Linked DNA regions of Homo sapiens: region 1 is linked to region 2. The links are chromatin loops, found by intact Hi-C in ENCODE. Cell type or tissue: HepG2. All regions are shown on one strand. Links, peaks and the distances in the headings refer to the core of each region. The heading gives the core; the rest is flanking DNA.

What was found. A loop is a pair of places that touch in the nucleus more often than their neighbours do. Peaks named below come from ENCODE experiments on the same cell type or tissue, not always from the same donor. Only the 100,000 strongest peaks of a DNase experiment are listed, where the experiment ranks them.
Region 1: a loop joins it to region 2, with 2.3 times the contacts of the local background. A loop is called at or near these places in 2 of 110 quality-filtered maps.

What each region holds. Positions count from the first base shown.
Region 1 is chr14:36,104,019-36,106,927 of GRCh38, forward strand. All of the region lies in intron 1 of LINC00609 (long intergenic non-protein coding RNA 609), which reads left to right. Among named protein-coding and RNA genes, the nearest start is that of LINC00609, 35 kb to the left of the region's middle. In HepG2, for the core only: a CTCF peak has its summit at 1,542; no DNase peak of the experiment used is centred there.
Region 2 is chr14:36,524,238-36,527,146 of GRCh38, forward strand. It overlaps LOC105370453 (a long non-coding RNA gene), which reads left to right and starts at 452. Exons shown (of 3, transcript XR_001750715.2): 1 at 452-971. RefSeq lists an enhancer at 629-1,567. In HepG2, for the core only: CTCF peaks have their summits at 124 (motif pointing right), 709 (motif pointing left), 1,005 and 1,444 (motif pointing left); a DNase peak (open chromatin) is centred at 1,494; H3K27me3 peaks cover 2,444 bases.

The sequences.
Region 1 (2,909 bases), core at 277-2,776, 420 kb before region 2:
CTCCCTCTGGCTTGTTGAGATGAACACTTTACTAGGATAAAGGATTTCTTCTGTAAGGAAGTCTTATTTCAGATTAATTGGAACCAATGGAGAATGCAAACACCATTCACTTTCTAGCATGATATGCTGGTGGGTTGGAACCCATCTGCTGCTGTTGCAGAAAGTACTTGGCCAAAGTTGCAGTTTGGAAAGAGATGGAGGAAAATGGACAAGGGAGCACTTCTCAGAGTGCAAGCTTAGGCTCCATACAAGGAGCTTTCCCTTCCTACAGGATGGGTAGTGGAATGGCCTCACAATTTTTACCAATTTTTTTTTAGAATTGCTGTGGACCAGAAAATGCTGTATATGTCCTATTATTTCCCATTAATTTTTTTTTCTTTTTTGAGAGGGAGTTTCGCTTTTGTCACCAGGCTGGAGTGTAATGACGCAATCTCGGCTCACCGCAACCTCTGCCTCCTGGGTTCAAGCCATTCTCCTGCCTCAGCCTCCTGAGCAGCTGGGATTACAGGTGTGCACCACCAAGCCCAGCTAATTTTTGTATTTTCAGTAGAGATGGGGTTTCACCACGTTGGCCAGTCTGGGCTCGAAATCCTGGCCTCAAGTGATCCGCCTGCCTCTGCCTCCCAAAGTGCTGGCATCACAGGCATGAGCCACCGCCACCAGCCTATTTCCCATTTTAAATAGTAACATTATCGTGAGTATCCTGTCCTTGTTTCTCTATTGTATAGTAAGTGCGGTGAAAGCAGGGAACTTGTCTTTTTTAATTCATAGGTTATCAGACCAAGGGGAGCACCCAGGAAAAGACTGAACACCAACTGGAGAGCCTAGATTTTAAGCTGGTTGCAGTAATTGGCTGAGACTTTAGGTTTTTTCTTTGGGTTGGAGAGTTTTAAGTGTAGAAAGAAGAATGAAATATTTTAGTGACCAGAAGGGCAGAGAAAAATCCTGCCCATTCACCACACTGTTTTTTCTCTCTAGACAGGAAGTTATTTAGATCACTTTCAGTCTGACATTTTAATAAAAAAGGCTGAAACTGGAGTTATGGTTGTGGATGAGATGGAGTAAACATGTTTCACCTTTTCTCTCCCACTGAATATAACTATAAAACCCAAATAGAATGCATGATGGCAATTATTGGAAGATTCTGGAAAGTAAATAGGAGCAGGCAGATTGGAACAAAACAGAATTTGAAGCATAATCTAATTTGTGGTGAATTTACTATTTTCGATCTTCGATGTACCCCAACTTGAACTCAATGTGCCTGTTAACCTGGAAGTGAGCACTATAGTTCAGATGGGAAAGGGTTTCAGGAGAAGCCTCTGTCCTTGGTTTGAAGCCTAGGAAAGGAAGCCCCTAATGCTCAGGGAGAATGTGAAAATGCCCTCATTCCTGTTTTCCTATCTTTTCTTTTCTTCATTCTTTTATTTCCTAGCCCACTCAAGCAATTCTGAATGGTAGCAGTGGCAGCAGCTATGAAAACCCCAAAAGCCAAAACTCTGAGGAAGAGGACCACTCCTTTCCATTTGGTGGAGCTGTTGTTCCAAGACAGTGGGACAAACCCCTGTTGATTCCCTGCCTCTGTTCTTCTGCTTTGGCCAGGACACAGGTTTAGTCATGAAAGTGTGTGACACAGAGTGTGACACAGCAGGGTAACTAGAACTCCAAGTGTTTGTCTAGTGGACCATGTAGGGGAGGCCCAGGGAACGGGAAAGTACTGGAGAGATCTTGGGAAGGGAGGGGCTTGTGAAATCAACCCTATAAAGTTGTTCATGAGCACCAAGCTCACCTTTAAGCTGCACAAATATAGGTCTGATCCTCATTTGCATACCAAAGACTTTGAGAACTGAACTAATAGACTGTCCAAGTCTCAGACTGACCATTTGGCAGTACACACTTAGGAAAGATCCAAAAAGCATGACAGAAGCTTTGAAAATTGAACTGACTTTGGCATCACAGTCTATAGAGAGTGTACTGAAACTTGTAGCTTGTACATACTCAGTCAATTGCCTGCCAAAACCAAATATCAATATTCTCCACAGAACTTAAACAAGACCCAGAGTGCCATGATATAATATTCAAAGTGTCTAGAATGTAATCCAAAATTACTTAGTGTACAAAGAACCACAAAAATCTTGACTCACATGGAAAAAGACAACCAATATATGTTAATACCAAAAGTATACAGACATTAGAGTTGTCTGACAAAGACTCTAAAGCAGTTATTTCAACAATTTTTGAAGGAACAGTCGTGCTCTTGCAACAACAGTTAAATTAGAAAGCCTCAGCAAAGAAATTGATAATATAAACAAAAACAAAATGGAAATTTTAGAATTAAAAAATACAATTACCAAAAAAATTAAAAGGCTTTCTGGATAGACTTAATAACAAAATGGAGATGAAAGAAGAATCAGTGAACTTGAAGATAGATCAATAGAGATTACTGGATCTGAAAAAGATTTTTGAACAACTGGAAAAAGAATTAGTAGAGCTTCAGGGACCTGTGGAGCAATAAAAAAAATCGAATTTTCTGATCTTCAGAGTCTCATAAAGAAAGGGAAAAATGCAATGCTGAAAAACATTTGAAAAAATAATGCCCCAAATCTTGCAAGTTTGTTAAAAGACAAAAACTTACTTAAGTTTATACTTATTAAGAAGTTGAGCAAACCTCATACAGTATAAACTCAAAGAAATCCATGTGCAGAGACATTGTAATCAGACTGCTGAAGTCTTAAAACAGCCAGATTAAAATAATGCATTAACATGTAGGGGAATGATTATTTGAATGACTGGATTTGTCATCAGAAAGCAAGGAGGCAGGGAGGAGGAGGCACAATATTTTTAAAGTACTGAAAGAAAAGAAGCGTCAACCTAGAATTTTGTTTCTAGCTAAAATATTCTTCAGGATTAAT
Region 2 (2,909 bases), core at 110-2,609:
TCAGTTGCTCCCGCAGTCTCCCACAGCTAGGCACAGGCTTCTAAGCCGGGCTGAGCTGGGCTCGCGAGTGCCATCGAGGCAACCAGGCGCAGGGAGCGGAAGGCAGGAGTGTAACTGGGCGCTGGGGGGCGCTGCTCCGCAACCCCAAGATCCGAGGAATGCCTCCGGGGGATGATTTCTCTGGAGGGGTCTCGCAGGGCCCCCTCTGCGCTGCTTTCTCAGGCACCAGAACCGAAATCCTCGGGAGGGACCGCGGGAGCCCGGGGCGTGCAGACAGGCGGCTTTCACAGACGCAGCGGGAGGAAGGATCCCTCTACTGCTCCCTTTCCCGATTTGACCGTCTAGGGCCTTTGAGAGGACTTTCCTTTTGGGAAAGCTTTTCTCAATTCGTGGCCTGTGGGCAGGCTGGGGGGTGGGGCGCCAAGTCATCCGAGCGCGGCTTCTGCTTCTCCCTTTCCCTCACAGGCATGCTCTACGGAGGGTATGGGAGGCGAGGGCGCGTCTATGAGGGCCAGAGTCCGCGAAGAGAGTCCGGCCCTTAGGCCTTTGGTGTTGAAGAATCTGCTCCTCTGTCGGGTCAAGCCCCACTAGAAGTTAACACCTGTGGTCTCCAAACTTGCCTATTTTCCTGTCACGCAGTTCAAGCCAAGATTCAACTCGTCTTGAATTTTTGTATTTAGAGCCCCTACCTTCTCCACCGACTCCAGGGGCGCCCTCTGGCGGGAAGGGGCCTGGGGTAGGAGGGAACCTGAGGGAGCGGGTTACAAAGCAGAGAACAGCGGGAGCTCAGCAGCTCCCTTTGAATTGCGAGGAAACCAAGACGGAGACGGGAGGTAGGAGCACGGGCCTGAAGCGGTCAGCCGACCCTGTGAGGCCCGCGCTGCCGTGCTACGCCGCGAATCCGCCAGACGCCCCCGTCGGAAGGGGCAGGGACACCCTCGGGGGCGCTCTAGGGTTCGTGCTGCGCTAAGGTAAGTTTCGCAGCTGCTCCTGATAATTAAAGGACAGATTCCCGAAGCATCCTTGTGGCGGCGCGGCTGTTTTCGCCCCAGGACCTGTGCAGCCTCATTCAGCTTTAGGTAGTCGAAACCTATAGCTCTTTCTGCCCTCTGTTCCCCAACAAATCTCAGTCCCAACAGTGGGAGCCCGTGGGCCTTGGGTGTTCGAGTTTCCCGCGGGCTTGCCAGCAGCGCTGGGGTTCCCTCCTCCGCTCCTTTCCTCCTCTCCAACCTCCCACCACAGCCCGTCTCCCCCACATCCCCAACACTTGTCCCAGGCAGTTTCCGGTGGCCGCAGTATCGACCCCAGGCCATTGGGGTGGGTGTGAGGGAAGGGTGGAGGGGGAATCTCCGAGGCCCAATGTTTTCTGGGACTTGAGGGAGGCTGAATTCTCCCTCGCTGCCTAGGACTTGGGGTCTGAAGGTTGCAGACCGAGGCGATCCGCAGCGCCCTCTTCCGGCGGCCGTCTGGAGAACTGCAGCTTTAGAGCGGTCTCGGGGAAGCTTTGCTACTAGTTTCCGGCTAGGGAAAACTGGTGGTGGTCGGAGACTGGTAGTACATCATCCACGCATTCGCTCATTCTAACTGTCCGCCCGACCATACGTCAGGCTGTCTATCGGTCCACCCAAAGCCAATATAAGTTATGATTGACTCTTTGAATCACCCAGTCTCCTTGCACCTGCTATTTGAAAGAGCCCAGGTGTAGATCAGGGCTTGGAAGCTGCTCTTGTACCTAAAACCCTCTTTTAATTATGCTTTGCTTCGGAATTTTGTTATGCGAATGTCCTGTCCAAGTCAGAGGGCATTTGGAGGCATATTTGGTGACCAATGGAGTAGCTTGCACTTTCTGCATGTCCTTTCTGGAGGAGGCAGTGGCCCTATTAGCTTGACAGCCTGACACAAGGGGGTTCTGCCTTGTGTTGCAGCAGTAGGAGCATAACCTTTAGAAAATATTGGAGTAGGAAAACTTCTGGGACTAGCTACACTCGATGGGTGCCTTCCAGCTCTCCAATCTACGGTACCAACTCACTCAGGCAGGCTTTCCCCCAAATTATTCCCCCTTCTTTGGACTCTGGTCAAAACCAGATCCTCTCCACCCTCCCAAACCCATCCCAGCCAATATGCCCATGTTACTCTGCTATTCTTTTTCACTTAGCCAGAAAAATCATTCTTTCCAGCCCCACAACTAAGTCATATCCTTCTCTTTAAAAATCCAATTGCCTCTTCTGACAACTAAATGCCTGACACATAGTGGGAGCTCAATATATGTGTGCAGAATAAATGGATGAATCTCTATTACACTTTTCTGTTACATTGATAAGCAATTTCTTAATTGAGTGATTTCCTAATTGCCATGTGTTTGTGTTCTTTTTAGGCAGACCGTAAGCTCCTTATTTTCTGTTTTTTGTTGTTTTGTTTTTTCCCCCCAAGACAGGGTCTCTCTCTGTTGCCCAGGCCAGAGTATAGCGGTGTAATCATAGCTCACTGCCACCTCAAACTCCTAGGCTCAAGCAATCCTCCCTGCTCGGTCTCCCAAAGTGCTGGAATTACGGGCATGAGCCATCGTGCCCGTCCAGCTCCTTGATTTTAACAGCCATCTCAAAAACACTTAGACATGTTCCTAGAAATGTGCCCAGTGCTCTGAGGCATTTGATAATGTTAATCACCCCTTTCTAAAATTCTCTCATTGGCTGCAGAGTCACCACTCTATCATGGTTCTCTTCCTCCATCTCTGGACATTTCTTCTCAGAGACTAGGGTTGAATTCCCATCCTGCACTGTATACCCATCCCCGTGGCTTCAGCTGCCACCTGTTGCTGATGGCTCCTAAATCCATACCTCTAGCCAACCTCTCTTCAGAGCTTCCAATCTATATTTTCAGTTGTTTACCTCCTTATGTGAATTTCTGCC